Regions from separate parts of the Mus musculus genome. Here regions 2 and 3 are each linked to region 1. A link is a loop called in an ENCODE intact Hi-C map of the cell type or tissue named here. Cell type or tissue: left cerebral cortex. All regions are shown on one strand. Region 1 overlaps Fat2 (FAT atypical cadherin 2). Region 2 overlaps Slc36a2 (solute carrier family 36 (proton/amino acid symporter), member 2). Region 3 holds the start of Gm31842 (a long non-coding RNA gene).

The links. Peaks named below come from ENCODE experiments on the same cell type or tissue, not always from the same donor. Only the 100,000 strongest peaks of a DNase experiment are listed, where the experiment ranks them.
Region 2: it touches region 1 in a loop (2.6-fold over the local background); 3 of 42 quality-filtered maps call a loop at or near these places.
Region 3: a loop joins it to region 1, with 2.4 times the contacts of the local background. A loop is called at or near these places in 13 of 42 quality-filtered maps.

The regions. Positions count from the first base shown.
Region 1 is chr11:55,246,239-55,254,238 of GRCm38, reverse strand. Fat2 (FAT atypical cadherin 2) reads left to right here. Exons shown (of 23, transcript NM_001029988.2): 22 at 258-715; 23 at 1,741-3,629. The coding sequence ends at 2,273. Among named protein-coding and RNA genes, the nearest start is that of Slc36a1, 46 kb to the right of the region's middle. In left cerebral cortex, no CTCF peak of the experiment used is centred here; a DNase peak (open chromatin) is centred at 3,504.
Region 2 is chr11:55,155,934-55,163,933 of GRCm38, reverse strand. Slc36a2 (solute carrier family 36 (proton/amino acid symporter), member 2) reads left to right here. Exons shown (of 10, transcript NM_153170.3): 9 at 1,119-1,288; 10 at 4,319-5,466. The coding sequence ends at 4,590. It overlaps Gm31688 (a long non-coding RNA gene), which reads right to left. Exons shown (of 3, transcript XR_388653.3): 2 at 7,740-7,892; 3 at 7,196-7,389. Among named protein-coding and RNA genes, the nearest start is that of Slc36a3, 8.2 kb to the right of the region's middle. In left cerebral cortex, CTCF peaks have their summits at 1,061 (motif pointing left) and 4,920 (motif pointing right); DNase peaks (open chromatin) are centred at 1,067 and 4,935.
Region 3 is chr11:55,378,816-55,386,815 of GRCm38, reverse strand. It overlaps Gm31842 (a long non-coding RNA gene), which reads left to right and starts at 3,966. Exons shown (of 3, transcript XR_388657.2): 1 at 3,966-5,444; 2 at 5,574-5,733. In left cerebral cortex, a CTCF peak has its summit at 181 (motif pointing right); DNase peaks (open chromatin) are centred at 181 and 3,072.

The DNA.
Region 1 (8,000 bases):
ATCCCATGGGGCTGGAAAAATAGCTCAGTGCTTAAGAGCACTTGTTGCTCTTTCAGAGGAGCTGGGTTTAATTCCCACCCCCTACATGGTGGCTCACGAATGGTCTGTAGGATATTATTCCAACTCTTCTGGCCTCAAAGGGCATCAGACACACATGCGGTGCACAGACATACACGCAGACAAATTATTCATGCATTAAATATTTTTTTTAAAGAGGGACCTTTAAGACTCTGCTAAGTACTTCTCAATCTCTGCAGGTGTGAGATGGAAGCAAGGGGTTGTTCTGGAGGACACTGTCTCATCACTCCTGAGATTAAGAGAGGGGACTGGGGACAGCAGGAGTTCCTGGTAATCATAGTAGCCTTACCTCTCCTCATCATTGCCACCGTGGGACTCCTCCTCTACTGCCGTCGCTGCAAGTCTCACAAGCCAGTGGCCATGGAGGATCCAGACCTCCTAGCCAGGAGCATTGGTGTCGACACCCAAGCTTCACCTGCCATTGAGCTCGATCCCCTTAACGCCGGCTCCTGCAATGACTTAAACCAACTGGAGCCCAGTAAGACCTCAGTTCCAAATGAACTTGTCACCTTTGGACCTAGCTCCAAACAGCGGCCGATGGTGTGCAGTGTGCCTCCCAGGCTCCCACCAGCTGTAGTCTCCTCCCACCCTGGCCACGAGCCCATCATCAAGAGAACCTGGTCAGGCGAGGAGCTGGGTCAGTATAGCCAGAAGTCCCATGGCTCAGGGATGCATGGAAGTGGGTGGAAGCCTGAAATACTCCATTGGTATATACGTTGGTATACAATGGAACAACCATTGATCAAACCAATCTCTGGGTATTGGGCATGTAGGGATGCATTCCAGGTCACAGTGCATAGATGACTGGAGAAGATGCTAAGTCCCTTGACCCAGAGTTTGCAGCTCATCGTGTCTGTTCCATCACACGGTCCTCTAAACTCCAAATCACACCATAGGACTGATTAATGTTCATGTCATGAAACGTAGACTTGATGGTCTTGGGTGGACTTGGGAATAAAGTGGGGATGTCTGCACCCTTGTGCTGTTCTGGAGATGGAAAAAGTTCTAGCAGTCCAATCTGGAAGTGAGATTTAGCTGGCCCAGAGAAGGAAACTACAGCCCCTTTCATCTTTGGTTCAGAAGGAGTATATTTGTAAAGTGCCTTCTATTTTTTCTAGTATGTTCTCCAGTAGTTACAACAGGTATTGTCATGGCATGTCACCGAGGCCATAAAGATGAAATGAGTTGCTCTAAATCTCAACTTGTCATTGGCAGAGATGGGTGTGGGATAAGGGGACTCCTTCCAAGCCTCCTCTCATCCCATCACCTCCTATGACAGGCACTAAGCCATCACCAAGTCCACAGTGTGCATCCATTTCCTTCCATTCTGAGATTATACTCTCAACTGCAGCTGTCTAACGGAAGTGTGGATGGTAGAGAACTGTCTATGGTTCTCCCTAGACCTCCCTTCTCACCGACACGGGTTGGCAGTGGAGAGTCACAAGATGGGCTGGCATTGAGTTTAACCTCAGGCTTCAATTTACCTTCACTGGATTGTAGATCCATCTCAGCTTCCAGAGACGACATGTACAGATAGGTCATATGCCCACCAACTCCCCGAGCCATCCCTACCAAATGTCAAGTCATTGATAGCCCCTGTACAGCTTGCTAGAATGCACCATGGAAACACAGACCTCACCAAGTCTTACTGTTCTCTTTCAGTATACCCAAGTGGAGCTGCAGTCTGGCCTCCAACTTACTCCCGGAAGGAGCATTGGGAATATCCACATCCTGAAGCAATGCAGGGACCTCTGCCACCCTCTCCTCGACGCCATGTTAGTCCCGCCGTGATGCCAGATCCCGCTGGGCTCTATGGGGGCTTCCCTTTCCCCCTGGAACTGGAAAACAAGCGGGCACCCCTCCCACCCCGTTACAGCAACCAGAACCTGGAAGATCTGATACCTCCACGGCCTCCCAGCCCCCGGGAACATCTGCTTGCCCCCTGTCTCAATGAGTATACAGCTATCAGCTACTACCATTCACAGTTCCGCCAGGGAGGGGGTGGGCCATGCCTGGCAGAGGGGGGCTATAAGGGGGTGAGCATGCGCCTCAGCAGAGCTGGGCCATCCTATGCTGACTGTGAAGTGAATGGTGGGCCTGCCCCAGGACGGAGCCAACCTCGAGCTCCTCCCAACTACGAGGGCTCAGATATGGTAGAGAGTGACTATGGAAGTTGCGAGGAAGTCATGTTCTAGCTTTCTGCTCTCAGAGGAAAGCATGGGGGAAGCCCTGGCCCCACACTGTCTCCCAATGTCATGGGAAGTGAGTTGGGTGTGGCTGAGAGAAGAAGGGAGGCCAGCACATCCCCAGCCCAGATGTCCATCTCTTAAAATGTGCTCTTCAGGTCCCCAGCTTGTCCTTGAGGGTGGAGGGAAGCTGAAGGTAGAGCTGTAAAAATGGCGGTAGGGCCCCAGGAAAGAGGAGGTGCCCAGACAGGTGCACACTGGGGTGAGAACTAGGAGGGTAATCCCTCAGATCCGCCAGCTCCCAGCCCCAGCAAGAAAGAGCTCCAACCACCAGCTCAACGTGTCTGGGCCACATTCTTACAGCTTCTCACAGGCCCATCATGGGGCAGGCAGGTTTGTGCCCAGTAGGCAACCATGCATGCATCTACTGTGGAGAAGAGACCAGGACCTTCTAAGATCCGTGCAGTGGTCTCCTAAGGGGCTGAAGAGTAAGCAGCCTGTAAGCAGGTACTACAGTCACCCGAGTATCTGCTTTGTGTGTACCTTTGGGACATCTATGCCAAGTGTCATATGTCAGCATTGTTCTGGGCACTGGCAACAAGAACATTCTTGGAAGTTGAGTCACATGGACTTCCATCTTCTGGAAGTCTTGTTCTTGAAGCTTCAGGACTTGTTCCCCCTCTGCCGGTGGGATCCTGCCTGAAACCTTCTGCGCAGAAGAATTCAGATCTCTCCGAATGCTGAGTTAATTGTCCCAAACGTCCCAGGCACTTTTAGCCAAGAACAAGAAGGATGTAGTTCATTTGAAAACTTCTTAGGCACTTTTCAACCTTGCTGTCTGGATGTGTTTTCCCAAAAGGGTTTCTTCTTGTTTAGACACAAGGACTTCAACTGCCATCCAGGACCAGGTAGAGGTGGAGATTCAGCCAGCAGATCCAGGCCAGACACCCTGCCTTCTCCCTTCCCTTCATCATAGACGCCTGCCAATCAAGTGTTACCCCCACTGACTCAGCCCTATGCATGGAGGATCAGTGTGGGCACCCACGGACTGTGTGCATGTGCACATGCGTAGAAAGTTATGTAGCTGGGAGTGACAGAGACTGGAAGCCAGGGAGGCCTGTAGTGGCCTGAACACTCTGTCCTCTGCCAGTCCCTCTCTGGTCCGCTGCCTTTTCACGTGTGTGGTTTTGGAGTTAGAAGTCAAGAGGAAGAGACTCCCACCCACAGAGCTGTTCAGAAAGACTGCTGTGTGGGCGGGTGCATTTGTCGACCATGTGTGACTGTGGGTGTGACTGATTGCACAAGTGGCTTTGGTGGCCATTTGATTTTTTTTTTTTAACAATAAATATCTTTTTTTTTACTGTTATTTTCTGTGTCGCTTAGAGCACTTCAGGCTGGGTCAGGGCCATGTCAAGAGAGTGTCCAAGTCCAGGTTCATAAAGAATCCAGGAGCTGGAAGGGTTTATCACTCTGACACCTGCTAAGCTAGACTCTAGAGCTTAACTAGACATGACGTCAGAGGTCTGGGCGGGGCCAGAACACTATTTTGGAGAAACGCCTCCGATTCCAATATTCCTCAAGTTCAAATTTTAAAAAGATCTTTGAGCTGGGCATGATGGTGCACACCTTTAATCCCAGCACTTGGAAGACAGAGGCAGGCAGATTTCTGTGAGTTAGAGGCCAGCCTAGTCTACACAGTGAGTTCTAAGACAGCCAGGACTACACAGAGAAACCCATTCTTAAAAAAAAAAAAACAACAACAACAAAAAAAAACCATCACCACCATCATCACCACCATCATTATCACCACCACCACCATCATCATCATTTAATCTATTTGTATATGTGTTTGAAGGCCAGAGGACAACTATGGGAGTTAGCTCTCTCCTTCCATCAAGTAGCTCCCAGGGATCAAACTTAAGTCATCAAGCTTGGTGTCACACTCTTACCAGCTGAACCATCTCACCAGCCCCAAGCTCCTCAATATAAAGATAGGGAAACTAAGGCTATGGAGTACCAGGGTGTCTAAAGTCCAAGGCTCAAGACTTCATTTCTCAGCACCACATGGGATGGCTGCAGTAGGGGCCTTGCTAACAGAACAAGTCTTGGGGACCCAGCAACTACTGCTCCTCTGTTCAATGGGACACCCCCCTGGTGGCTGTCGAGACCTGAACCTGGAAAGTCCAGTCAGTCACAGATGGCCAGTGTGCGATATCCATGTGGACTCAGGGCTCTGCAGTCAGGTAGGTTAGGTTGCCTTGCTCTCAGCTCCACTGCACACTAATACATCCTCGATCAGCTTTGACCTGACTCTTGTTCTGAGAGCTTCTTTTAAGACCTCATGTTGCCCAGGCTGGATACATCCCAACTCAGTATGCAGCCAAGGACAACCTCAAAGTTCCCATCCCCCACCTCCATCTCCTGCGTGCTGGGTGTGCATCCTCACATGGGGTTTATGCAGTACTGGGAATAGACTTCAGAGCTTCATGCGTGCTAGGCAAGACTCTACCAATTGGAGCCACATCCCCAGTTCTTGTCAGAGAGGCTCTCAATAGGTCTTGAGTGGAAGACACAGAGATGTCACTCAATCCCCTTACACATGCATGAGCATCCCTCAAAAGAATGACATGTCTCTTGCATCAGTGAACCAATGTAGGCATACCAGGAGCCAAAGTGCACAGTACACAATAGAGCCCATTCCTGATGCTGTAACAGGACATCAAGCTTGATTATATCATATGGAACAGTTTCGCTCCTTCTGCCTCAGCTTCTCAACACTGGAATTCCACTGCACATTTCACAACATGGCAGAAGTTTTCAGGCAATCTACCTTAGCAATTCTTCCCTCCATGTGTGATACATACTGCTGTGCAGCCAGACTTCTACTCTTCCCATTTTATCCAGTCTGAGACTCCATCCCACACTCAGGGTTGGTCTTCCCCCTCAGTTAAACCTCTTTAGAAAGTCCCTGGGCGGGGGTGGGGTGGGGTGGGGCTGGAGAGTTGGCTCAGTGGTTAAGAGTGCCGGACTGTTCTACCAGAGGTCCTGAGTTTGATTCCCAGCAACCACATGGTGGCTCACAGCCATCTGTAATGGAATCTGACGCCCTCTTCTGGTGTGCCTGAAGACAGCTACAGTGTATTCACATACATAAAGTAAATAAATCTTAAAAAGAAAAGAAAAGAAAAGAAAAGAAAAGAAAAGAAAAGAAAAGAAAAGAAAAGAAAAGAAAAGGAACTCCCTTGAGGACATAACCAGGTGTCTCCTGGGTGATTCTTTTAAAAGTCACGGTTATACCAAAGATGGTCTGTATTTTCTTTATGATGGCTTCTGTGATTTTATGATATCTCTTCTAGTTTTATGTTTTACTAATGGCCCCGGGTCTCACTCAGCTTTTTAGATGAGGATACTCAGTCGTCAGCACCACTTATTGAAAAGACTGTCTTCCTACCAGTGATTCCCTTTGCTTCTTTACCAAAGTCCTTCTGGAATTGTTTGTTTGTTCTTTCAGTAGACAAACATAGTAAATAATATCACATTGTTAGTGTGATGGATAATGCTGTCAACTCAGTAGGACCTGCAATCCATTCAAAGATTGATTCAGTTAAACCTCTTTGGAGAGTTCCAAGAAGACCAGCCCAGACGAGTGTCTCCTGAGTACCTCCAAATCTAGTCAGGTTGACAGTGAAGGTTAAGCTCTGTAAACAGCAGTGACAGCCAGCTCCTAACAGTGAGGACATCGTGAGTTAATTTTCTTTAGACAGCGCCTCACACAGCCCAGGCTGACCTCGCGTTTACTATGCAGCTGAAAGTGAACTCAGACTTCTCACCCTGCTTTTTACTACCACATTCCATTCATGCCCTGCTGGGATCGTCCATCAGCGGACGTCCAGGCCACCAGCCACTCTCTTCTAACACAAGCTATTCAGATCCAAAGAACTGTGTGTTGGGAGCCGCGCCCACATTCGCCGTTACAAGATGGCGCTGACAGCTGTGTTCTAAGTGGTAAACAAATAATCTGCGCATGTGCCAAGGGTATCTTATGACTACTTGTGCTCTGCCTTCCCCGTGACGTCAACTCGGCCGATGGGCTGCAGCCAATCAAGGAGTGACACGTCCGAGGCGAAGGAGAATTCTCCTTAAAAAGGGACGGGGTTTCGTTTTCTCTCTCTCTTGCTTTTCTCTCTCTCTTGCTTCTTGCTCTCTTGCTTCTTGCACTCTGCTCCTGAAGATGTAAGAATAAAGCTTTGCCGCAGAAGATTCTGGTCTGTGGTGTTCTTCCTGGCCGGTCGTGAGAACGCGTCTAATAACAATTGGTGCCGAATTCCGGGACGAGAAAAAAACTCGGGACTGGCGCAAGGAAGATCCCTCATTCCAGAACCAGAACTGCGGGTCGCGGTAATAAAGGTTCCCGTAAAGCAGACTGTTAAGAAGGATTCAACTGTATGAATTCAGAACTTTTCAGCTGGGGAACGAGAGTACCAGTGAGTACAGCTTTACGAGGTAAGCCTGGCCTTGAACTTTCTAACGAAATTCAAGACAGTCTATCAGAAGTAAAGTGGAATATGTTTGGCCTTGAATTTTTTCTGGTGTTAGGAGCCCTTTTGTTCCTTTTCACATGTTATCAAGTGGTTAAGATAGGGAGGATTCTAGATGAAATTCAGGACAAGCTATCAGAAGTAAAGCGGGGAGAGAGAGTAGGAGCAAAGAGAAAATATGGTACACAAAATAAGTATACAGGCCTTTCCAAGGGTCTTGAACCCGAGGAAAAGTTAAGGTTAGGTAGGAATACCTGGAGAGAGATTAGAAGAAAAAGAGGAAAAAGGGAAAAGAAGAAAGATCAATTAGCGGAGGTCTCTAGGAGATACTCGTCACTAGATGAGCTCAGGAAGCCAGCTCTTAGTAGTTCTGAAGCAGATGAAGAATTCTCCTCTGAGGAAACAGACTGGGAGGAAGAAGCAGCCCATTACCAGCCAGCTAATTGGTCAAGAAAAAAGCCAAAAGCGGCTGGCGAAGGCCAGTTTGCTGATTGGCCTCAGGGCAGTCGGCTTCAAGGTCCGCCCTATGCGGAGTCCCCACCCTGCGTAGTGCGTCAGCAATGCGCAGAGAGGCAGTGCGCAGAGAGGCAGTGCGCAGACTCATTCATTCCCAGAGAGGAACAAAGGAAAATACAACAGGCATTTCCGGTCTTTGAAGGAGCCGAGGGTGGGCGTGTCCACGCTCCGGTAGAATACTTACAAATTAAAGAAATTGCCGAGTCGGTTCGTAAATACGGAACCAATGCTAATTTTACCTTGGTGCAGTTAGACAGGCTCGCCGGCATGGCACTAACTCCTGCTGACTGGCAAACGGTTGTAAAAGCCGCTCTCCCTAGTATGGGCAAATATATGGAATGGAGAGCGCTTTGGCACGAAGCTGCACAAGCGCAGGCCCGAGCAAACGCAGCTGCTTTGACTCCAGAGCAGAGAGATTGGACTTTTGACTTGTTAACGGGTCAGGGAGCTTATTCTGCTGATCAGACAAACTACCATTGGGGAGCTTATGCCCAGATTTCTTCCACGGCTATTAGGGCCTGGAAGGCGCTCTCTCGAGCAGGTGAAACCACTGGTCAGTTAACAAAGATAATCCAGGGACCTCAGGAATCCTTCTCAGATTTTGTGGCCAGAATGACAGAGGCAGCAGAGCGTATTTTTGGAGAGTCAGAGCAAGCTGCGCCTCTGATAGAACAGCTAATCT
Region 2 (8,000 bases), 90 kb after region 1:
AACCCTTTGGTTCCCATTCCCAGGCTCTGCTGCTGCTGGGGTCCCCCAAACCAGGGGATCTAGCATTGAAAACATCAAACAGAGCTTTGAGATGGTTCAGTGGGTAAGAGAAGTTGACACACACGTGTGAGTACTTTTAGTCTGATCTCAACACCCCCACAGAAAGCCAGGCATGTGCCTGTAATGCTAACAGTGGGAAGGTAGAGACAGGAGTACCCCTGAGGTTCACTGCCTAGCCGGTCAGTCTGAATTAGTGAGTTCCAGGTTCAGTGAGAGACCTTGTCTCAAAAAAAAAAGTGCAGAGTAACTGAAGGAGACACTGATATCAACCTCTGGCCTCTACATGCATGTGGAATACACATAAACATGCTCACATACAACATACACATATATGCATGCATGCAACACACATGTACATGCACATACACATGCATACACATGTGCACACACGTGCAATGCATATGCACACATGCACATATACATGCATAGCATGCATAGACACTCACATGCATGCACATGCACACATGCATGCAACACACATGCACGCACAGGCATTCACATACACACAAGCATGTACATATACACACACAAGTTCAGCTCCCTTGAAACCTCACCCTTTATCTGGGCCTCAGCTTCAAGCCCACTCACGACCCTGTTTCTTCTTTCATCCCCTCACACAATCCCACTGATAATGTCTTTCCCTCTCCATTATCAGAGATTCCGCAGTCCTCTCAACTAGATGGGACATGTGTTGAGGGCTCCTGATGTACTTAGGATTTAGGGGACACGAACAATTCCTATGAACTCTAGTCACACAGGACTTTAGACCCTCCACTTAGGACCCTGGCCCCTTACCAGCCAAGGGTTTCTGGGAGAAGTACGTAGTCTCCACGTCTGTCCTCAGGCCTGCCCTGAAAAGCACCAGAGCCTGAATCCCTGATGCTTCTCTTCCCTCTACACTGGTGAGATGCCTCTGCACTCAGAGAAGGCACCACACCTTCATTTTCAGATAAGGAAACAAAGACCCAAGGGATTGTCCCAACATCAGAGTCTGCTGCCCCCAGGAGGTCAGGCGTGGAAGTGTTGGGCCATGGAGAACATGGCTGTGTGTCTTGCAGGCTGTACCAATCAGTCAAGCTCCTGTATGTCGTCGGTATCCTGTGTACCTATGCCCTGCAGTTCTACGTCCCTGCGGAAATCATCATCCCCCTTGCTGTCTCTCAGGTGTCAAAACGCTGGGCACTGCCCGTGGACCTGTCTATCCGGCTTGCCCTGGTCTGCCTCACATGTGAGTAGAACAGAGGCCGGGAGTCTCTGGACCATTTCTGGGGAAGAGACAGACAGACAGACAGACAGGCAGGCAGGCAGGCAGACACAGTCAGAGACAGAGACTCTCTCTGTGTGTGTGTGTCTGTCTGTCTGTCTGTCTATCTGTCTGTCTGTGTCTGTGTCTGTATCTGTATCTGGTGTATTCACTCAGAGATGTGCATCCATGTAGAAACCAGAGAACAACTTAGGTGACATTCTTCAGGCACCATCACCTTTTTTCTTTTTAATATGGTCTCTCATTAGCCGAGAACTCAGCAGTTAGGCGAGGCTACCTCCAGAGATCAGCCTCCTGACTCTGCCTCCCCAATGCTGGGGTTACAAGTGTACCCCACCATGCCTCATTCTTTTTTAAGTTCTAGAAATCAAACTCAGGTCCTTGTGCTTGCCAGGACACTTGGCTAACTGAGCCAATCTCCCAACCTCTATTTAGACCATTCTTGCACGTTCCCTGATTAGAAAGGTATGCAGATGCCCAGTCTAAGGACAGATTCACTGATACCCAGTGTAATAAATAACAATCACATGATAGAGAAACTGTGGGGCACTGCGGTAAACTCGTCCTAGGCTGTATTTCTTGGCATTTTATTCAGCCCTTGTGAGAATGCTAAGGAAGCAGGACACTGCCAAATAATTGACCAGTGAGCACTGGAGCTGAGGGTGTCGCTCAGTTGGTAGAGCATTTTTCTGGCATGCATGAAGCCTTTGCTTCAATCTCCAGTACCTCAGAGGTAGAGAACGGTGATGCACACTTGTGATCCCAGCACTCAGGAGGTACAGGCGGGAGGACTAGAAGTTCAAGGTCACTCTCTTGGTTGCATAGCAACTTTGAAGCCAGCCTGAGCTACGTGGGGCACTATCTCAATAGCAGCAGCAGTAGTAACCAAGGGCCAATGAGATGGCTCAGTTAGGAAGGACACTTGCTGCCAAGGCTTACAACCTGAGTTTAGTCCCAGAACTCACATGGCAGGTTTCCCTCAGACTTCTACATATGTGCTGAGACACATACTCCGCACGCACACATATGCTCAATAAGTAAATGTAATTAAACTTTAAAAAAAATAATGATAATGAAAAAACATAACCAGAATTCGAACCCAAGCCACCAAATTCCAGAGCCAGCACCTTTCACGTCCAAGGCTGACATTGAAGGAGGGGAGCCAGCGAAAAAGCTCAAACAACAGGTGCTGTCTGTCCCTCATGATTTTGTATACATTTAGGCCAACATTATAAACAAGGCTCCCCTTCCCCGAAACCCCCACCAATGTTATGTAGGCAACTCTAATTAAATCCTGCCGGTTATTTAGACATGAAGGACAGGGGTGGGGGTGAGAGAAGGCAGTGGAAGGGACACAATCAACATATAGTATATACCCACAGGACATTGTCAAAGGTTGGAAAATGAAAATACAGGCAGAAAGCATTTGATGTGGAGAGCGTTCAGAACATGCATATATGCGTGAAATAATAATAGCAAAAGATCATTCAAAGCTATTGATATCTAAACAGTGGTTAAGCAAAAAACATGATCCAAACCGGTTTTGCTGACTAAATAGGGCATTCTGGAAACACAGCCTCTCTAATCCCCATCAGCAAGGTCAGCTACAAGGAAGCCAGCCGTTGTCGTTGGAATTAAGGGACCATCTGAAACTCCCACTCCCTTTGGGCTTGGGGGTTGGTGGGTTTTGCTGAGACCCCATATGGGGCAAATCTGGTTCCTTCATTCCCTGGTTATAGAGAGCTACCCCTTTGGATCTCCTAGCTGTAGCTCACAAATGAACACTGGGTTGTCTTAGTCTCTCCATCTCCAGAACCCCAAGTACTGAACCTAAGGGGTTAGAGAACCCCGCCAACAACACAATAGGAACACAAACTGTTGTGAGGAACCCTCCAAAGATGACCACCATTTATAGCCAGGTGAAAGTCTTTATTCCAGCAGGCTGGGACTATACTCAGGTATTTGGGGACTCAAGTGTAGCCTCAAACATTTAGAGCAAGTGGCTTATAGGCAAAATCTACATCCTGGTGTCTTACACAGCAGCTGAAGCGGGACAAGGAGGTTGAGGCTGGGGTTTGCACAAACAGGCAATTTAACAGAAACTAAGATAAATAAACCGAGACATCCTGGCCTCAGGTTCCCAGAATAGAATTGAGTGACTTTTCGTGGAATTCTCCATCAAAGAGATCAAAGTCTAGTTAAACCCAAAATGGCCTCCGCAAAAATAGAAGATGAAGGAACCTCTGCATTGCCTTGCCCTGTCAGGGCAGAGCTGAACAACAGGAATGGGCAACACCAACCACGAGTGAGCCCTCCTGGAGAGGACTGGCGCCCTGGGAACACTTCGCTTTCTCTTTTCTTTCTTTTTTATTTATTTTTTTACATTTGTTTGTTTGTTATTCATATGTACATGTTGACACATGTGTATAGGTCAGAAGACAACTTGCAGGAGTCAGCCCTCTTCTTTTACTATGCCCTGCCTTCTCTCTGTCTCTGTCTCTGTCTCTCTCTTTTCCTCCCTCCTCCCCTCTTTCTTTCTTTCTTTCTTTCTTTCTTTCTTTCTTTCTTTCTTTCTTCCTTCCTTCCTTTCCTTCCTTCTTTCTTTCCTTCCTTCCTTTTTTCTTTCTTTCTTCCTTTCTTTCTCTACGTTTATTTATTTCCTTTTTATACAGTCTCACATATCGCAGGTTAGCCTCAAACTAGACTATGCAGCCAAAAAAATCCTTGAGCTCTGGATGCTCCAGGCTGCACCTCCAAGTCGCTGGGGTTATAGGTGTATGTTGCTGTGCCCAGTTTTCATGGTGCCGGGGATAGAATCAGGGCTTCACACATTCTGGGCAGGCATTCTACCAACTGAGCTACATCCGCAGCCCTCAATTTTTATGTGCAAAGCTGAATTTCTGAGGGAGGTTTGGTTTCTCTTAAAGACGACTTCAATAACAGCCTTTAAAGTAAACCTAGGACTCTCCATCTGTCTCCCTTCATCTCCCACAGGCATGCTGGCCATCCTCATCCCACGCCTGGACCTGGTCCTCTCCCTGGTGGGCTCTGTGAGCAGCAGCGCCCTGGCCCTCATCATCCCGCCCCTGCTGGAGGTGGTCACCTACTATGGAGAGGGCATTAGCCCCCTGACCGTCACCAAGGATGCCCTCATCAGCATCCTGGGCTTCATGGGCTTTGTGGTGGGGACCTACCAGGCCCTGGATGAGCTGATCAAGTCCGGGAACTCTCCCGCCCTGTCCAACTCCACCATGTTTATTCAGTGACAGAGCCTCTCCTCGCCCACGGTGACTTATGTTGTCTATGAATTTTTTCACTTTGCCTTTTCTCTGGTCCAAGACAGGAAAAAACAAAACAAAACAAAAAACAGGTGTAGCATATCCCCAGTACCGTGTGTGTGTGCGCGCGCGCGCAAAGGAGATGGGGGCCATCTACACCGCATACAAGGTGTAGATAGATGGTCATTAAAAACAAAAGAAATGTTGGTCGTTCTCTAGTTTTCCACACTGTGGAGACCTCACCTGTGGAAACCGCCATCTTGTTTTTGTCATTTATCTGCTAATTTCCTGCCTTGAGTGGAGCTATGCAAAAAGCAACCACTAGGCGGCAGCAATAGCCAGCTTTTGGCAGAAGGTAGTCTCTGCCCGCTGAGGCTTTGGTTATTTCCTTTTCCTGACCATGATGGGGAACACTGTGCTCAAGGCAGCATCAAGATGGAGGGGGCCAGGGCCAGTCACAATGCTCAGATAAAATGTCACCATCTATGTTACAGATAAGTGTGTTGAACTTTCTAAACCACTAAGTCTTAGCCCAACTCAGAAATCCAGCAGTGAACAAGAAAAACATAGGGTCATGCCTATGGGCCAGGGGCAGCAGACAGAGACATCATTGGAGTCGTTTTTTTACTTCTGAATTCTTGCAATGAACATCTTCTGTTACCTGTCGGGCACCAAGCATAATACAGGGCTCTTATATAATAGTTTGGGTAAAGGTGTTATAAAAACAAGAGCTTATATAACATTGTAGCTTTGTGTACCCAACAGTAGAGTCTACGGGTCATCTCCTGAGTCTTGACCTTGTAACTTGCCATGGTCAACAGTAAAAGTGTTACAAATGGAAATTCGATGATGGCTTCCACCCTGAGACTGCCTTCTCTTTCTGCTTTGTGGAGCTGATTTTTCTTTAAAGTGTGTGTGTGTGCATGTGTGTGCACCAGAGAGAATGTTAAGTCCCCTGGAGCTGGAGTTACAGGCAGTTGTAAAACACTTAGTTCCTCAGCAAGCACTCTTAACCACTGGGGAATCTCTCCAGCCCTGCTTTCCACATCATGGATCTGAGAACACCAAGTGAAATGGAGTGTGTGACATCGTGCCCAGTCTCCTGGAGGATAGGGGACCATATGGAATAGAAACGACTCATCATGATCGAATGCCACACCAAGATCAACCAGCCTGTTTCTAGACACACGTGTGAAGCCATATGGACAACGTCCGCAGTAAAGTTGACCAGATCATAAGAACTGTGTACATGAGAGTCATGGCTGTAGCTCAATGACAGGGCATGTGCTTGGTTACCTGAGACTCTGGGTCTCATCTCCAGCACTGTGTACTGTGTGTGTGTGTGTGTGTGTGTGTGTGTGTGTGCCAAGAAGATGGGACCAAGATGACCAATGTGAGCTAGTGCCCATGAGCCACAGAGGGAGGAACAGAATACACATGTAGTTTCCGTCCCTTTGGTGTGCGGTTTCATAGGTTCTGGTGACTCTCTCTCAGGCACTTGCTGTTACCTATCTCATTGCTGTGAGAGAGGCGACTTGAAGCAGGAAAGCTGTGCCTTGGCTCACAGTTTGAGGCTCCAGTCCATGCTGATGGAGAATGGCACCCAGGCAGCCTGTCACATGACAGACACAGTCAAGAAACAGAATCGCCAACACTCTCAGTTCTCTCTCTTTTCATTTAGCCCAGGACCCCAGCACACTGGAATGGTGCCGCCCACATCATTACCCTAGTCTGGTCACAGGCTTGCCCACACGCTTGCCTCCTGGGCGGCTCTAGATTCTGTTTAGTTGACGGTTAATTGTGCCACTGGGAAAGAGGTCAGCTTAGCAAATGACACCTGCCTGATTGAACCGGCTCCTGTGTGTCCCCACCCTTCCATATTTGTGTGACGTTCAGAATATGTAGAGGGGACATTTGGGATCATCCCAATTCCCGAGGCCTGGTCTGCTTCTTCTGTGTCTTACTTTCCACACATTGAACCTCTGTGAGGTATTTCCACATTCCCACTCAGACGGGGGCAGGGTTGGCTGTCCACATGGAAACCCCAAACCCTTCAGAGTCCCTGCTGGGAGATGAGACTCCAAGCCTGGGCAGTGCTCAGCAGTCTGCCTTTCCAGGGATGGGCCATCTATCATCCCCATCCTTGACTCTGTGACAGACCTAACGGAGCCCCAGAAGAGTGGTCTTCCTCCCCCTGCTCGCACTTGGTCTCCACAGACAAGCCCCTATTGTATAAGATAATTGAGTTAATCTTTTTTTTAAAGATTTGTTTTTATTTGTGGTGTGTGCGCGCCGTGTGTGTTATATGCACGGATCCCTCAAAGGCCACAGAGAGTCTCCTGGAGCTGGAGTTACGGGTGGCTGTGTATGAACTCAGGGCCTCTGTAAGAGCACCAAGCAATCTTAGTCATGGAGCCATCTCTCTAGCCCCTAATCTTATTGCTGAGATCTTCTGAGTACAGAAAATGAGAATCACTGACGTAAGGGGCAGGTGCAAGCTAGGGCTCATTAGCAATTATCTGCATCATCTAAAACTGCCGGTTAGCATAGCTGAGTGATAAGATGTTATTATTGTCTATTTATTGAGACATATACTAGAATGTATACATACCTTTCCCCTGTCTCCATTAAAGAATTCTTCCTCCTCCTCCTCCTCTTCCTCTTCCCCTTCCTCCTCTGAGGCCTAGCTGCCTTGTATAGCTGAGGCTATCCTTGGGTGCCTCCTGCCTCCCAGGCCTGGGATGGCTACCACACCCAGATCATCTCTCTTTGACTTCTTTGGGCTTTCTGTTGAATCAGAGAGTATAGAAAATCACCTTGAAGACACACCCACAGGTGAGCTGTGCTTCCAGAGAGGGTTCTCTGAGAAACAAAGACTTAGATATGGGCAGGATCATCTCATGGGCTGGGTTGTGAACTGAATACAAAGGAAGAGACAAGCTAAGTGTGGCCATTCCTCTCCCTCTCCCTCTCCCTCTCCCCCTCCCTCTCCCCCTCCCCCTCCCCCTCCCTCCCTCCCTCCCTCCCTCTGCTTCCTGACTGTGGGTGAGTCACATTCTGGCACCATGCTGTCCCCACCATGATGGTTTGTGCCCTCGAACTGGGAACCAACTTAAACCCTTCCTTTCTTGAGTTACCTTTATGACTGTAGTGAGAATGGTTCCTGAGGTCCATATATATTGCCATTTTCAGACATATTAGTCTGCTGAACACCAACATAGGGACAAGAGGGTGCAGAACCCAGGCATTTAGCATCACAGCTTCCTGCTGCTCTGCAAGGCCTGAAAGGTCTTTGAGCAAATAAAAGAGGAGGGTCAATGGGCAAGGTAGGAAAAAGGAGTTTCATAAAATTATATTGTTTCATATGTATTTGTTGTGTTTGTGTGTCTATGTACATA
Region 3 (8,000 bases), 130 kb before region 1:
GAAAGAGCCGAGGCATGCAGGAGGTGAGACCCCGGGAGAGCTGGACTGACTAGTCTTTTGAAGGCCTTCTAGTTTCTCCAGACTCTGCCACAGCTTCCTAGAAGGTCCCAGAGGGTAGTGCAGTCACTATTGGCAGCGTCTTAATTGCCAAGCTTACTGAGCACTACCACGAGAGACCAGAAGGGGGCAGGCTGTACTCAGGAATGGACCTCGCAGATGCTCAGCTCAGGCTGAGTAGCAGCCTGAACGGTGGCTTTTTAGAACCTTGGGGGAATCATTGGCACTGTGGCATCGCTCAGTACACTGCTACACGGGTGGAGAAACTGAGTCTCAGAAAGAAGAGGTGTGACACAGCTCACTACCCACACTTCATGACACTGTCAGGATCCCCTAGAGAGAATCACAAAGATCCCTGGACCCTGGGAAACAGACCACACCTCCAGCTCTCAGCTAAAGGATAGCTGAAGAGGAGGCTGTGGCCTCGAGCTGGAGCCTGGCTGCCGACCTCAGAAGAGACCATAGCCTGCCCAGGTGCAATGGGAGAAGCCTGGAGCCTCACCTCTGACGCAAATGCAGGCATGAAGTGGAAGATCACATGATGACAGCCAAGCCACCTCCAACTCCCAGCCTCAGATTTTCTTTCAGTATTGAAAATACCTCACAAAGGGAGAGGTACTGGACAGAAAACCCCACTCTGTGCAGAAGGCTGTGAACAAATTGACATTCACTATTTCTTGTATATATTTCAGGTAATGCACTAATATTACATGATAAGAATAAAATGACGTGGGCTGGCGAGATGGCTCAGCAGGTAAGAGCACTGACTTCTCTTCTGAAGGTCCTGAGTTCAAATCCCAGCAACTACGTGGTAGCTCACAATCACCCGTAATGAGATCCGGCACCCTCTTCTGGTGTGTCTGAACACAGCTACAGTATACTTATATATAATAATAATAATAAAATCTTTGGGTTGAGCAGGGCCAACTGGAGTGAGTGGGGTTGACCGGAGTGAGCAGAGGTCCTAAAATTCAATTCCCAACAACCACACGAAGGCTCACAACTACAGTGTACTCATATACCTAAAATAAATAAATCTTAAAAAGAGAATAAAATGATGTAAGCAACAATCCATCTATCTATCCATCCATCCATCCATCTATCCATCCATCCTTACTTACACTGTACATTTATTTGTATTACACAGAAGAATGGAGCATCTTCAAGAAAGGAAGCAAACAGAAGCCACTGTTAGGGAAACATGCAGATATTTCAAATACCCACTTAGTGTGTGTGTGTGTGTGTGTAGATCAGAGAAAAACTTGAGGGGGTCAGTTTTATCCTTGCACCATGTAAGTCCTGGGGATCAAATCCAGGACTTGCTGGCATGTGCCTTTATCCAGTGACCCTTCTTTCTTCTTCTTCTTCTTCTTCTTCTTCTTCTTCTTCTTCTTCTTCTTCTTCTTCTTCTTCTTCTTCTTCTTCTTCTTCTTTTTTTGGTTTTTCGAGACAGGGTTTCTCTGTGTAGCCCTGGCTGTCCTGGAACTCACTCTGTAGACCAGGGTGGCCTCAAACTCAGAAATCTGCCTGCCTCTGCCTCCCAAGTGCTGGGATTAAAGGCATGCGCCACCACACCCGGCACTGACCCTTCTGTTTTAAGACAGAATGTCTTGTAGCCCAGGCTGACCTTGAACTCTGTGTTGATGACCCTGAACTTCTGATCCTCCTGCCTCCACCTTCTGAGTACTGGGATTACTGTCGTGTCCCATCATGCCTGGTTTGTTATTTTGGGCACTGTTGTTACATGCTGGACAAACACTCCATCAGTTGAGCCCTAACCCAGCCCTTTGTTTGTCTTATTCTATAACCCAGGCTGCCGTGGAACTCTACTATGTACCCAGGCTGGCCTCAAACTTGCTGCAATTCCCCTGCTTCAGCCCCCTGAGTTCTGAGATCACAGCCATGAAACATCACACCTGGGGGGTGTATTTGCTTTAAAATTTGACCCATCATCTCTCTTAAGTGGTGGCTTTTGTGTGTCCACTTCTTTGTGGGGACTTTACTGTGTGACACAAACGTTTAAAGCTGCCCCTACTGGTTGCCACAAATGCCCCGTGCTGTAGAGCAGGTTGCAGAGAGCAGCATGCGCACACATTTCCTCACAGAGAAGGCTTTCCTCCGGATGGATCCCTGCAAATGGAGTTGCTGGTCAAAGAGCAGGCAAGTGCTCCATCCTCGGCGGACAACGCCAAGTTGTCTTTCAAACGTGCCAATTTCTACTTCCTCTTCAGGTGTCTGAGAAGCCATCTTCCTCCCGGAGAAAGGAATCACTCATCCATCCCTGCCGCCTCTTCTTCATTTCTTTCTTCATGTGTATTGCGTGTGATACGCATGCATGTTCACATACGTATGGGTACTTGTGCGTGTACGCGGTGTGTGTGTGGAGGCTTGAGAGAGTAATGTCAAGGATGCTCCTTGATCCCTCTTCCAGCTTGTTCTTCTAGGCAGAGTCTTCGAGTCAATCCCACAATTTGAGGCTACGGAGAGTCTTGCTAGCCAGCTTGCTCTGGAGATGGTGTGTCTTGGACAGGTGGGTCTCCATGTCTGCCTGGCATTTGTGGGGATTCTGGGGATCCGAATTCTGGTGCTTTGACTTGGGCAACAAGACCACTGTGCAACCTTGGACTCAGATAGGCTGGCTGGTGCCCAGAGGTCTTTGTATCTGTCCTGGAAAGGGGGAGGAGCTCACACGGGCTTTTTTTTTCCTTTTCTTCCTCCTTCCCTTTATGCTCCTCTCCTTCCGAAGGAAAGAGTGGAAAGGCAGGAGGCTGCTGTAGAACAGCCCTCCACCTGAACCTGCCCCAGTCCCTCCTCCAAGGCCCCTAGCCATCTTCCCACATGCTGAACAAGTCCTGGCCTCCCTCCCGGGGTGCCCATGTGGTGTCTGAGATAACATCTTATCAAGTCCTTTGCCAAAAAAGCCTGCCTTTTTCTGCCCCTGGAAGGAATTAGTTTCACTTGTTCTGAAGGAGTCTCTGCATGCTCTCTCTCCTTCTGCCAAGAAACCTGAGAGGCCCTGGATTCCTCTGCACCTGGATGCAGACTCTGTCAGTTTAATCTGCCCAGCTCCTTCCAAAGGGCTTGAGAAGACGGGGCTTCGAGCTACTTAAAGGCTTAGGGAGGAGAGTGAGGGAGCGTCTGCCTGCATTTGGCTAGGCCTCTTGGGATGAAAGACCTGTGGAGAAGGGAGTGTTTACTAGGCTCAGCGGTTACTGAAGGGGCCAGAGATCCCCTGGGGCTGCTCAGAGGTGACCCACCAGCCAGATCACCAAAGATGCTGAGCAAGACAATTTCCACTCAGAGTTCTCAGAGCTGGAAGGCGAGTGTTTGGGGAGGAGATCAGAGCTGCTACACTTCATACAACCCCAGAGGATACTGTTTGCTCGGAGTGGTGGCTCCTCTCCTGCAGGCTCATTGTGGCTGCCATGACCACAACATGGAGCCTGCAGGAGTTGTCTCACTGTGGTTTTGTTTTTTAAAGCTTAATTAATTTATTTTTTTAAATTTTTGTTTCACGTGTTATGGGTGTCTTGTCTGTATGTATGTCTGTACACCATGTGAGTGCCCAGAGGCCTGCAGAAGCCAGGAGAAGGCACTGGATTGCGGGAGATGGAGTCACAGGCAGTTATAGTGAGTCATCCCACTTGGTTGTTCAGAGCTGAACTCAGGTTCTCCAGAAGAGCAGCAAACACTCTGTTTGTTTGTTTGTTTTTGTTTTTTGTTTTTTCAAGACAGGGTTTCTCTGTATAGCCCTGGCTGTCCTGGAACTCACTCTGTAGACCAGGCTGGCCTCGAACTCAGAAATCTGCCTGCTTCTGCCTCCCAAGTGCTGGGATTAAAGGTGTGCGCCCCCACTGCCCAGCTAGCAAACACTCTTAACTGACACATTTCTCCAGTTCCTCTAATGTCTTTTTTTTTTAATAATTATTAATCTCTGTACCTGTTTGTCTCTCCCTATTTAATGTGTGTGTGTGTGTGCGCGCGCATGTGTGAGCACGAGCACAAGTGCACACACACTCACATGCGTGCATGTATAGGAATGTCCACATCTCTGTATGAGGAGGCAAGAAGGGAACATACAGTTCCTAGCAGCTGGAGTCACAGGTATCTGTGGGCCAAGAAGCAAGAACCTCCAGGAGGTTCAGAGGAGAGAGACCTTCCTTTACCCACACAACCCTGGAAATGTTCAAAATACCTGCCCATCATTCATCAATGACTAACCTGATGGGGTTACAGCAAACGGCTGACATCTCTGCTCTGGGAGGTGGAGACAGAATGATCAGGAGTTCAAGATCCAGGCTGGCGATGTAGCTCAGCTGATAAAGCACCTGTCTGTCTAGTCTGCAGGAAGCCCTGCGTTCCCTCCAGGTCCAAATAAACCAGTCGTGGTGGTGTACCCTGGGAATCTCAGCACTTGGGAAGTGGAGGCAGGAGGATCAAAACTTCCAGGCCATCCTCTGCTACAAAGTGAGTTCAAGACCAGCCGGGATCCTTGAGACTGTTGAGAACAAACCAAGACCAACTAAGGTCATCCAAACCTTACCCCTACCCCCAGCGCAGGAGAGACTGGTTCTGCATGGAGGTAGCTCTAGAGGTAGGAAATTCCTGGAGGTGAATGAAGGCTGGTGGTGTTGCAATCGGGATCTTGGGGGTCTCTGCTTGGGTAGCAGAGTGGGAGGGAAGCACAGGCCTGCTCCCCTCTCTTTCCGCCTCTGCCCATCTCACTTTGCCTTGGGCTAATCTCTAACCTCAACTACAAGACCTGTTTGCACACCAGCAAACAAACAAGACAGCAAACAAAGAGCCGTGTGTGTGCGGCTGTAACCAGTCCCGCAGGTGGCTGGGGTGTATCGGAAAAGCAGCACCGGGCACTGGTACAGATGGCATTTGGGAAGCAGTGGGGTGAGGGCTACTCTCCTGACTGCCCTGGGCCACCCTGCTCCCTACCCCTGAGATGGTCACAGTGTGCATCAGAGGCGGGCCGGGGTTGGGTTACACGGGCTGAGCACCTGCCCACTCCTCTTGTCCTCCCGAAGTTGGGTGTGGGTGACCCCAGGCTTACCTAAAATGTGTGACCAGCTGGAATGATCTGGAAACTGGTGAGTGCAGCTGGACTCAGAGATCCAAGTGTAAGCCTGGAGCAGGTCACACACCCTACTCCCTGGAGTCAGGCCTGGCAACCCCTGCAAGGAACTTAGTAGGTCACTTGTGCGCGCCCCCCCCCCCCCCCACCTGGGCTTGTTCTTTTCCTCTGCAGCCACAAGGAAGGAGGGGAGAAGCCTGCAGAACCTGGCAGCTGGCCTGCTGCAGGTACCTCCGGGGTGCACCGTATTTTCCCTTCCTGTCTCCCTGTTTAGAGCCTAGAAGCTTCTCCAAGCTTAGGACAGGTACTTACTTTCTAGTACCTTGTTGGAAGAAGTGTGTCACTGGGGCAGGCTCTGAGAGCTCAAAGACTTGCATCAATTGGAGTTTGTGCTCTCTGTTTCCTGCTGGTGGTTTAAAATGTGAACTCTCAGCTTGTTGCTCTGGACACCATGACTGCCTGTCGCCGCCGTGCTTCCCCACTGTGATGGTAAAGGACTCACCCCTTCCTTGGCCACAGCAGTAGAAAACTGAACTAAGACAATCCAGACTTATCTGGGACAGCCGGATCAGCTGCATTGGCAGAAATCCAAGGTAGGGCTTGTAGAAGGTTAAAGGAGACCACGACCGCATGCTTTCCCTTTAAAAGTCATAATCTAGGGCTGGGATGGGGCTCAAATGGCAGAGTACTTGACAAGCACCCACAATGCCCCAGGCTTGATCCCTATCACCCCAAATCCCACTTATTTTGTCTGTCTCTAAGGAGACTTTAGTTACCCTTGAACTCAAAATCCTCTTGCCTTGGTTTCTAAGTGCTGGGATTACAGGCACACACCACCCACACCTGGCTCCTTGCATCCCGTGGGTACTCAAATCCCAAAGCACACCGAGTAAAATTCGCACTGTCCAATGTGACTCCATATCAACCAATGTCTAAAATTAGACAATAAACCATGTCTAAGAACCACAGTTCTTTTTTTCTTAAATTTTACTTGTGTGTGTTCAAGCATGCACTCGTGCATGCATGTCTGTGTACCCGTGTCTTACTTGGAGTGCATACACTAAGAGGACAGCTCTGTTGAATCTGTTTGGTTCTTCCACCACTCTGTGGGCCCCAGGGATCCAACTCAGGTCTGCAGGTTTATCCAGCAAGTGTCTCTACCTGCTGAGCCATCTCACTGGTTTGAGGTGCAGTTTTTACTTTGTAAAAAAGGTTTTATTTATTTATTTATTTATTTATTTATTTATTTATTTATGTTTATATGAATACACTGTAGCTGTCTTCAGACATACACCAGAAGAGTGCATCAATTCCTAGCAATTGAACTCAGGACCTCTGGAAGAGCAGTCAGTGCTCTTAACCACTGAGCCATCTCTCCGGACCCAGTTTTTACTTGTTCTGCACGAGACCTGCTGGGTTCTTCCTTGTGTACAAGATCATTGAGCCTGGAAAGAGAAGAGCCACGACACCCCATGTCTTCTCTCTTGTGTGCTCACTCCCCATACAACAGCATCTTAGATCTAGAAGACCCCCTCCCCTGCTCTCCCCCACTTTCCTCCTGCTTCCCTATACACTTCTTTCACATTCGTGCTCACCTGTGGTCTGTGGGCTTTAGTCACTGGACTTGTGAGACTGGCTTCTGGTGTCAGGAGTTCTACTGGGTCGATCGTGCAGCACCTTTGTACCAAGCCCCTGTGAGTCTGTTGGTCAGTCTCTCTCTGCTTCTTGATCTATGGAGATGTGAGAAAGGGACCACTACCATAGCCATGAGCATCTGCTGCCACCATACCTTCCCCACCATGGTAGATAGTATCCCCTTAAACCATGGCCCAAGTACATTCTTCCTTCCTTAAGGGAATCAATCCCTGGGTCATGGGACTGTTGTGAGGATTATATGAAATTTGGCATTCAGAATGCCTGCATTCAGTCACTGCAGTCCACTGGTGGCCATTATTATGACTGATACAAGAAAGGAAGAAGACCTGATCGTGAAAGATCTCAAGGGTGTGTCCGTCATCTTTCCACCACTGTGACAAAGTGCCAAAGGAGGAAAGGTTTATTGGAGTTGAAATTTTCATCCTGAAGTTACTTGGGTCTGTGGCATCTGTAACAAAATGTGTGTGTGTGTGTGTGTGTGTGTGTGTGTGTGTGTGTGTGTGTGTGTGAGAGAGAGAGAGAGAGAGAGAGAGAGAGAGACAGACAGACAGACAGACAGACAGAGACAGATAGAGACAGAGAGAGCATCACTGTGGAAGCATGTGACTGCCAGGAAGGAGAGAGGGAGAAAGAAAGACAGACAGACAGACAGATAGAGACAGAGAAAACAGCACTGTGGAAGCATGTGATGGTCGAAGTCTGCCAGGAAGGAGAAAGGGAGGGAGAAAGAGAGAGAGAAAGAGAGAGAGAGAGAGCCCTAAGAGCATGCTCTATGGATCCACTATATTGACTAGGCCCCCTTCTAAGTCTCCAGTACTTTCCTATAGCCCATGACAAGATGCAATAGCCTGTAAGTGGGTGGACCCTGAGGGCTTGTGGAGCTTGGAGTTCTCAGAATAAACCCAAGTACTTTCCCAAGGCACAGGAACTGGTACCCAGGCCTTAGCGCATTGCCTTGGGGTGGTGGGTAGATTTAGTTCTAAACCATAGAGGAGGGGGTGGGAGTGGGGTGGGGGGGTGGCTTTTCTTTGTTTTGAATTTTTGCTTTTGAAATGAGATCTCACGTAGCCTAGACTGGCCTCAAACTTGCTATGTAGCCAAACTTCTAATCCTGCTGCCTCTGCCTCATGAATGCTGAGGTGGATTCTAGCTGTCTGCCCCACCATGCCTGGTGACTTTCCGAGGAGTGACTTTCTTGTGTTGG